Linked DNA regions of Homo sapiens: region 1 is linked to region 2. The links are chromatin contacts, found by Hi-C or POLR2A ChIA-PET in ENCODE. All regions are on one chromosome and are shown on one strand. The core of a region is the stretch at or near the end of the contact, and the rest is flanking DNA. Distances in the headings are between cores, read along the strand shown. Region 1 overlaps TLE1 (TLE family member 1, transcriptional corepressor). Region 2 overlaps TLE1 (TLE family member 1, transcriptional corepressor).

Region 1 (4,730 bases), core at 1,248-3,747, 54 kb before region 2:
TGGCTCAAAAGTCAAGCTGGCTTGTCAGTATAGTTTAAGATTAGGGTTTAGAGACCTGGCAGACGGAGGGGAAGTCTTGGGTAAGACTCTCCTCTATTGCTCCTATTTGCTTCTTCTCCAGACCATTTATGTAGAATTTCCAGGACATATGGTATGGCTTTCGATGTTTTTCATCAGTTTGAGCTTTGATTTCTAACTTTTCTCCTCCTGTTTCAGGCTTATCCAGTCTAACCCAACTTACATAGTACAGTCGGCCCTTTGTATCTGTGGGTTCTGCATCTGTGAATTCAGCTAACCATGGTTTGAAAATACTTTTTTTTAAAAAACATTGCATCGGCCAGGCACAGTGGCTCATGCTAGGATTATAAATCCTAGCACTTTGGGAGGCTGAGGCAGGTGGATCACTTGAGGTCAGGAGTTTAAAATCAGCCTGTTCTACATGGTGAAACCCCGTCTTTACTAAAAATACAAAAAATTAGCCGGGCATGGTGGCACGTGCCTGTAATCCCAGCTACTTGGGAGGCTGAGGCAGGAGAGTTCCTTAGAACCCGGGAGGTGGAGGTTGCAGTGAGCCAAGACTGTGCCACTGCACTCCAGCCTAGGTGACAGAGCGAGACTCTGTCTTAAAAAAAAAAAAAAAAAAAAAAATTATGTCTGTAGTGAACATGTACAGACTTTTTTCTTGTCATTATTTCCTAAATAATACAACAACCATTTACCTAGGATTTACATTGTATTAGGTATTTTAAGTAATCTGGAGATGATTTAAAGTGTATGGGTAGATGTGCATAGGTTATATGCAAATACACCATTTTATATAAAGGACTTGAGCATCCTTAGATTTTGGTTTCCATGGGGGATTCTGAACCAATCCCTCACAGATACCGAGAGACCACTGTATTCATTGCCTTTGCTTTCATATGTCTTTCTTTTCTTTATTTTATTTTTGATAACTTTAATATTATTAAAGGTTTACAAGTTCATTTCATTCAGACTGGATCTTAACTGTCCTCCGACCATGTTCAAGTCTACTTTGATGCCATTCTAGGTAGTAACACATAGTTGCTATCATAGTTAAAGATGAGGGCATCTTTTCTTAAACCAAAATAAATTCCAGTTAAATAGTTAAGCATAAAAAGTGCAGCCATAGCACACTAGAAGAAAAGTAAGAATGGCTTTTATGATATTGATGTGTTCTAATCTTTACCTAAAGGCCAGGAGCATAGGAAGAAAATGCTTTCATTTGACCACATAAAGACTTAAAGTTCTATACAGCAAAAAAATCATATTAAGCAAGGTTGAAAGACAAGTGGCAAGCTGAGCAAACTCTGATAAAGGGTTAATATTTGTCCCATTCAAGGAAGCACCACCAAAGGACAAAAATGATTAAGCAACAATGGAAGAATGGAGAAAGGAAACATAGAGTGGAGCAATAAATACATGAAAAGATGTTTAACTAGAGGAAGAATTCAAGTAATGCAAATAAAAATGAGGTCATTTTTTAATCCATTAGATGGATGAAGATTAAAGGAAGGTCAACAAAACTCAATATTGACACTGGGTGGGAGAGCAGGAACCCTCCTAAACTCGCAATAATTGGTACAGCTTTTCTGCTGGGCAGTTTGGCAGCATGCATTGCAACTTAAAATATGCATACACTTTGACCCAGCAGTTTCACATCTAGGGATTCCTTTTAGAGATCTGTGTGGAGGCGTATTTGACAGAGTTGTTAATTGTGCAAAATTAAATGAAACATAAATATTCACTGGTGTCAATAGTACTTAGACATCTATATGCTTGTATGGTGGAATGTTTCAAGGTACTTGTTAATCTGTATTGACTGGGATGGTGTCCCTGACACATGTTTGATTAACAAATTATAGAAAGGCAGGGTATGTAACGGAAACCCCTTGGTATTAAAATGTGTCTCTCACTCTGGGCTTCTGTGCACATAAGTGAGAACCTGGAATGATGGTATCCTAAAATCACCAATATGTTACCCATGCTTATCCTTGGATGATGGGCTCAGGGTTATTTTAACTTTCTTTTATATTTCTGTATATGTATCTGTGTGCATGTGTATGAGTTCAAAGTGAGCATATATCATTTTTAAAACTGGAAACCTTCAATGTGAATTTCCGAGAAGAGGAATGTACAGAGTGTTGCAGGAATGTGTGGTAGGTAGGGAGTTGGGAGCAAGGACCTAAGTAGGATACCTACCAAAGGCATCTCTACTCCTTTACATGCACTCAAATAGACAGTGCAGAACCCTGTTGCAAAGGAAAGCCTTGCCCATGCTTTCGAGGAGAGCCATGACCTTGAGGTAGCTTGAGTGGGTGGCTGTGATCAAATGAACTGGGTGGGGCTGACCCAGTTCTGTTTTTGTACCTGGTACAGCTGCACCCTTTTTGCATATATCTGCCTCGCTGGCTAAAGCAAGGTCATGCACGGGCTTCCTCTCTCTACCAGTCATTTCCCCTTCTAGTACATTTTGTCCAAGGCATGGTCTGTCTGTAACCTTGTCTCATTGGTGGTCAGGGAGAATTGGGTTGGGTCAGACTAAATCCAATCTTATAAAACCAAAGACTTTGCTTAGTTAATTCAGATCATCTTAGAAGATACAAGGCTGCTGTTTTTTATATGCTTGATTGTAAAGTTCCTGGGGTTTTGTTCTTTTCTTTTCTTTTTTTTTTTTTTTTTGAGACAGGGTCTTGCTCTGTCGCCTTGGCTGGAGTATAGTGGCGCGATCTCAGCTCACCGCAGGCTCGACTTTGTTCCTGGGATTTCTACTTTGTCTTTTTCCATTCTCTATTTCTCAAGGTCATGGACTGCGTGCTTTTAAGTTTTTTTCTTGTGATCCTTTTCATTGCTTAATTCAGTAATATAGGTGGCATTTAGTAAGCATTGACAAAATGATGAAATAAGTAAGGTCAAGGATGGGCCTCTTTACAGATGACTTTTTTTTTCTTTTTTAAAAAAGCAGAACTGGTTCTTCCTAGGTAGAGGAAAGCAGAGCTGCTTTGCATTGCTGTAGGGTGTTGGAGGTGCTGCAGGTGGACCCTTCCCTGGGCTAGAAGTAGAGTACCCTCTGTTCCCTCTCTTGCCAGTTTTTGTCCCTTGTAGCAGAGGGACTGCTGTGGATGTGGAGCGGAGCAAAGGTTTTTCCAGCCTTCTTTATTTTTTTTATTTTTTGAGGTGGAGTCTCACTGTCGCACAGGCTGGAGTGCAGTGGCGTGATCTCGGCTCACTGCAGCCTGCACCTCCCTCGTTCAAGCAGTTCTCTGCCGCAGCCTCCCGAGTAGCTGGTATTACAGGCGCCCACCATCACGCCCGGCTAATTTTTGTATTTTGAGTAGAGACGGGGTTTCACCATCTTGGCTAGGCTGGTCTTGAACTCCTGACCTCATAATCCACATGCCTTGGCCTCAGAAAGTGCTGGGATTACAGGCGCGAGCCACCGCACCCGGCCTTTCCTGCCTTCTTTAAAACAGCCCGTGCTATAGACACTAAGGACACCTTTTATTATGTTCAGCTGACCCCTGGGCCCTGTCGGTGAGGTCTTTGAGTTTGTTACTGAACTGTGGCGAAACTTTCCGAATACTCAGGATATCATGACTTGACCATCACCCTCTAGACTGGAATGTTTTTAGTCATGTTTTCTTGGTTTGTTTGAAAGTTTGAGACTTAGGGAAGCTATGAACAATAAAATCCTTTTTCAGTTGTACAAGAGCTGGGACAAGTGGCAAAGAGGTCAGCAGGCCTTTCTTCTACTCTATCACCTTAGGCCTCATCTTTGAAAGGTGGACTGCTTTGACAGTGCTGCAGCTGCAGTGGCTTCTGACACCCGCTTGAATGAACTTGCAATAATGACATAAATGTGTCATGGTGTGCCATCATTGAAAAAGTACACTTGGCTGGGTGCAGTGGCTCACGCCTGTAATCCCAGCACTTTGGGAGGCCGAGGCGGGCGGATCACGAGGTCAGGAGATCGAGACCATCCTGGCTAACACGGTGAAACCCCACCTCTACTAAAAATAGAAAAAAATTAGCCGGGAGTGGTGGCGGGCGCCTGTAGTCCCAGCTACTTGGGAGGCTGAGGCAGGAGAAGGGTGTGAACCCGGGAGGCAGAGCTTGTGGTGAGCCGAGATCGTGCCACTGCACTCCAGCCTGGGCGACAGAGCAAGACTCTGTCTCAAAAATACATATATATATGTGTATATATATATAGTCACCATATTAAATGATCATATAGCCTTAAACCGCCTAGATTTTCCAACTCAATCAAACTACTCATCTCTTATTACAATGAAGTGTGCAGTTGTGGCTTACTTTGCAAGTGGGATTAATATCTACTGTTTATTTCAAGATAAGTATTAGTAACATAACCTGGGGAAACCATTTTATACACATTTCCAGAGCAAGGGAGAGGAGGACTGAAGTGTTAGGGGTATGAAGTTTTACCTTTCTGAACTGATTGTGAAGTATTCTAAACATTTGTGTGGCTTTGTCTTTATAGACTGAAATCGCCAAGAGATTGAATACGATTTGTGCACAAGTCATCCCATTTCTGTCTCAGGAAGTAAGTAAAATTGTTCAGCTGTTAAAGTGCAATTATGTTGCTTCTCTGTTTGCAAATTAGCTAGTTTTAAGATGTTAATTTTATCACAAGGAACAAGTGTGAAGAACATCTGTTACAGCTGAAGTGTGTAAACCCCCTGCTAGTCTATCCA
Region 2 (4,817 bases), core at 2,128-4,627:
ACAAACTCATGTGTCCAGGATAGAGTGAACAAGGCGTTAAAAGTTATACAAATAATTCTCTGAAAAATACCCACGGAAAGAATGCTTGGGTGAGGCAGACGGAAGGCACAGTTGCCATTCATAGACTGAGTGTGAACTGTCAGGCTTTGTGTGCGATGCCAGGCATGCTCCAGGAAAGAGGGTGCTCTCAGCCTTCTCTGCCCTTGGGGGCTTGATGATGTCATTAAAAGAAAAGTAAATATCCTGGTTTGACTTGTGATATGTGCTCTTGAGGCAGAGCAGTGGGTGATAGGGAGACATGTAAAGAAGTGACCAAAATTAGGGTCAGAAAGACTTCGTGGGGTGAAGCTGAAGCGCATGCAGGAAGGAATGAGTTTCCCATGGAACCGGGGAGGCACAGTCTGTGTCGTGCACAGAGAGAGAGCTTGAGGGATCCATGTGCAGGTGGATGAGTGCCTCCTGAGTGTTACAGCCAGAAGAGTTCAGTTGGGGCAGGAGGGACCTTAATGTCCCTTTAGTATAAATGCTCATCCATGGTTCAAGTCTGCTAAGATAGCCTCGTGCAGTGACAGTGTGCCTCTGACCGTGCGTGTCCAAGGATGGGGGACCCACTGCTGCCCAGAACAATGCATTTTCCATGACTGTGTGAAAACTCTTCTAGCCCTTGAGCTGAATCTGTCTCCCTGGAACTTTGACTCATCAATCCTGGCTCTTTCCTACCCGCTGAGACCACACAGCACACTGCTAATCTATCATCCTCATGGCAGCTCTTCAGTGTTTGGAGACCTCCACACCACCCTGAGGCTTCTCTTCTGGCTAGAATTTGTCTGTCGCTTCAGCCCTCTCTTGTGGGCCATGGTTTAGGGTTCCCACATCACCTGCTCACTAAGATCCAGATCCTGTCACTTCCTTTCCATCCACACTTTCACAGATTTTATTGAGACCTCCTGCATAGGCATAGGGGACCCCACCGGGAGCTCACAGCCTAGGATGGGGTGCAGGGAAGGAAAAATTCTCCTTTGCCCTCTCAGAGTCTGCCGCTGGGCCTGAGAATCAAACTGACATAAGATAGATTAACAGGAGAAATGCATGCAAGTCTTATTAAGAATTTAGGTGTACATGGGAGTCTTCACAAGGAAATGAAGACCCAAAGAAGCGACCAGAGCAGACAGCTTGTATCACCTTTTTTTGTTGTTCTGTTTTGTTTTTTTGAGACAAAGTCTCGTTCTGTCATCCAGGCTGGAGTGTAGTGGCCCAATCTCGGCTCACTGCAACTTCTACCTCCCGGGTTCAAGCGATTCTCCTGCCTCAGCCTCCCGAGTCGCTGGGATTACAAGCGTACACCGCCATGTCCGGCTAATTTTTGTGTTTTTAGTAGAGACAGGGTTTCACCATGTTGGCCAGGCTGGTCTTGAATTCATAACCTCAGGTGATCCACCCACCTTGGCCTCCCAAAGTGCTGGGATTACAGGCATGAGCCACCACGCCTGACCTTGTATCACTTTTATACAAAGAAATGACAAATTTGTGAAGACATGACAAGAAAAAGAGTTTTGGGCTGGAGGCAGTAAATTGTGGGGAAGTAACTAAGAGATAGATATATTGGGGGAAAACTTGTGGGAGACAAAGGTTATTTTGGTAAGTTTATTTGTGGAAATCCCTTTTAGTGTTGATTCCCAGACTCTGGTGATAAGGCTGTTCTTCTGTTTCTGGTACAGGGAGGGCACCTTTCTCGTGGGAAATTTTATGGCCTGTTTTTGTATAGAAAGAGAGAGGTCAGAAAGTCTTTCCTGGATCTCTCATTTCTCAAGTGTTTTCAGCTCAATATAACCAATATACCGAAAGGGCATATTTGGTGTGGCATATCCTGAACAGGATCCTTCAAGGGGAACATGAGTTAAATAATCACAAAATCCAAGGCAGAATTGTAGACCCTGAGGCTACCACGGAGCTATTACAGAGGAACAGTGTCCTAGAAAGCCTATGACACAGCATGGGGGACTGATCCCATTGAGAATAGTCAAGCAGGGATTCCCTGCAGAAGGGTTTTCAGAGCTGCACTAACCCAATAGGGGAAGGGGCTGAACCTCTAGGTGGAGAGAGCAGCATGTGCAAAGGCCCGGTGACTTCACGCTGTTGTCAATCAGAGTGGAACAGAGTAAGATGACTTGTAGTGCTACCATTCCACACTCCTGTTTCCGGTGTTAAGATGACAAGATGGGTTTCCCAACCACCCTGGTCACCTTCCCTCCTCTCTCATACCCATTCCAGCCTCCCCAAACTTCTTCTCTTTGTTAAAGCATCATTCCCATTCCCTCTGACATCTGAGCCCAAACTTTAGTGTTAGATTCTTCCCCATTTAACTCGTTTTTTTTTTAACAGTCTTATTCTTTGTTAAAATTCTCACCTTTCTCATGCCCAGTTTTGTCAGTAAGGTCCTAGCTGAGTGTTGTCTTCCTTCCTCATCAGATTGCTGTCAGTGTATTCTTTATTGTAAAGCACTTATCAGGTCCATGTGTTGCACAGAGATCTTCAAAAGTTGAATACAGATTGAGCATCTTAATTCGAAAATTCAAAATCCAAAATGCTTCAAAATCTGAAACTTTTTGAGTACCGACATGAGCCACACATGGAAAATTCCACACCTGACCTCATGTGACAAGGTGCGGTCAAAACACACAACACACAGTTTATTTGGTATCCCCAAGGGAAAACTAAAATCACCTTCAGGCTAAGTGCATAAGGTCTGTATGAAACAGAAATGAATTTTGTGTTTAGACTGGGTCCCATCCCCAAGATGACTCATTTATGTATATGTAAATATTCTGAAGTCTGAAAAAAATCCGACATCAGAAACACTTCTGGTCCTGAAGCATTTTGGATAAGGGATGTTCGACCTGTATAAACCGACGTGCCCTTCAAGGCCCCGCTGGTAATATCCCCCCAGCCTGCTTTTCCGGTGCCATGTCCTGTGTGCTTTACATCCTGTGCTAACACAATGGGATGAGCCTCTGTTCCCTGATGACTCCAGCCCCTGCTCCCTGGAGCAGCTTCCCTTCTCACTGGTCTCTTTCTGTTGAAGTATTTTCTGTCCTTCAAAGCCCACTTGAGTTGCTACCTCCTTCATGAAGCCTTCATGGATGCCTTCCCATCTATGGTCTCCCTCCAGTTGCACCGTGAAACATCTTATGACACTTCTCACACTTTTGAGAGCTTGGATTATAATCGTGTACAAGCCGTGTTTCTATCTGCTTCCTCCCCAGGAGGATGGAAGTTCCCGAAGTCTTGTCCCTTGAGCATAGATACCCAGGAAACAAATGTTCGTTGCCTTGAATAGGTGGGAGACAGGTCCAGGATTGTGTAAGATCCTGTGATTCATTCTTTTCTAAAGGAGATCCCTTGTTCGCATTTTCGAATTATTAAGTAGTGTTGGTTTATAAGAGGTAACCCTGAGCTTGTTTTCATACCCTCAAGGCTGGATTTAATTGGTATTGTTTAGTTCAGCATAACTTGAATTCATTTTTAGTTTTAGGACATTTATTCCCCTGAGCTCTGTGGAGATCATTGGTAAGAGAAATTCCAAAGTTTAGTTAGACTTTTTTTTTTTTTTTCTGGCACTGTAGCACTGCTGTTCTCCCTATAAATACCTGGGGGCTGTGCTCTACCTGCCTTATATATTAGCACCTAGAGGTCAGTAATAACTCAGGCTAATAATAGTTTGGCTTAAGAGTCTAGGGTAGTTACAGGTCCTTTCACCCTATGTTTTAATGCCAGACATGTAATTTAGAAATCTTCTACCCACTTGTTTAGTGTTTAAATAAATCTTTAAAGTACCTTTTTGGTTTAGAGCCTAAAGGGAAAAGAAAAATCTTAACTACGTTTGGGGTAAAATTGCCTCATAGGAAAACACTTGCAGCAGTGATTAGAGACCCTTTCCAGGCTTTTAGCCAAGAAAAAGTTTCAGTGGCCGGGGGCTTCCCCCTTTCACCCCACTTTTTCTGTTTCTGATCTTCTGGTTTCTCTGTTTTTGTCTAGATTCCACAGCTCGCTTATTTAGTGGACTTGAAAATTGATTCAGCCCTCTTTTTATTTGATGGGGTTGTATGACTCTGGGTTCTCCAGAGAAACAGAACCAATAAACTATAGATATGGATATGGAGAAGGAGTTATTTGGAGGGATTGGCTCACACGACTGTGTAGACTGAGAAATCCCATGATTTATTGTCTGCAAGCTGGAGGCCCGGGAAAGCTGGCGCAGTTCTACTCCAAGCTGAGGCCTGAGAACCAGTAGCACTGATAATCGAGAGCAGCAGGTAGATGTTCCAGCTCAAGTGAAGGGCACACTTGCTCCTCCTCTAACTTTCTGTCCTGTCCAGGCCTTCAGTGATACCCACCTGCACTGGTGGGGGACCTTCTTTACTCAGGTTACCTATTCAAATGCTAATCTCTTCTAGAAACAGCCTCAGAGGCACACCTAGAAATAGTTTTATCAGCCACTCTGGTGTCCCTTAGTTGATTTAATCAAGTTGACATATAAAATTGACCATCACAGTGATATTTGGGTAGGTTTTTTTTTTTTTTTTTGGTCTATTAAATGCTAAAAATAACATGCCCATTTTGTTCCTTATTATTGCCATGTGGGTATTAGTTTAATTTCTGTTTTTCTACCTTCTGATATAGGAATATGTAGCTTAATTTTTTGAAATTAAGTTGAGGTGAGGCCGTTCCTTTTTAAAAAGAAAAATGAGATGGGGATCTCCAGGGTGACCTCAAACTCCTGAGCTCAGGGGATCCTCCTGCCTCAGCCTCCTGAGTAG

Evidence for each region. Hi-C counts contacts between places; a loop is a spot of excess contacts on that map. ChIA-PET counts read pairs that join two places held with the same protein, here RNA polymerase II (POLR2A). Pooled maps may share reads with other maps.
Region 1: a map of B cell shows a loop between it and region 2 (2.3-fold over the local background). The contact joins two enhancer-like sites. A Hi-C loop is called at or near these places in 5 of 168 maps with a recorded cell type or tissue (B cell, endothelial cell of hepatic sinusoid, endothelial cell of umbilical vein and 2 more) and 7 of 50 pooled maps. POLR2A ChIA-PET finds 5 or more read pairs at or near these places in 3 of 52 experiments (AG04450, HEK293 and activated B cell).

What each region holds. Positions count from the first base shown.
Region 1 is chr9:81,653,823-81,658,552 of GRCh38, reverse strand. It overlaps TLE1 (TLE family member 1, transcriptional corepressor), which reads left to right. Exons shown (of 20, transcript NM_005077.5): 5 at 4,517-4,579. Among named protein-coding and RNA genes, the nearest start is that of TLE1, 33 kb to the left of the region's middle. Within about 2 kb of position 2,497, at least 4 of the 41 ENCODE cell types and tissues checked have a DNase peak (open chromatin) inside an H3K27ac peak, as active enhancers do.
Region 2 is chr9:81,600,396-81,605,212 of GRCh38, reverse strand. All of the region lies in intron 14 of TLE1 (TLE family member 1, transcriptional corepressor), which reads left to right. Among named protein-coding and RNA genes, the nearest start is that of TLE1, 87 kb to the left of the region's middle. Within about 2 kb of position 3,377, at least 4 of the 41 ENCODE cell types and tissues checked have a DNase peak (open chromatin) inside an H3K27ac peak, as active enhancers do.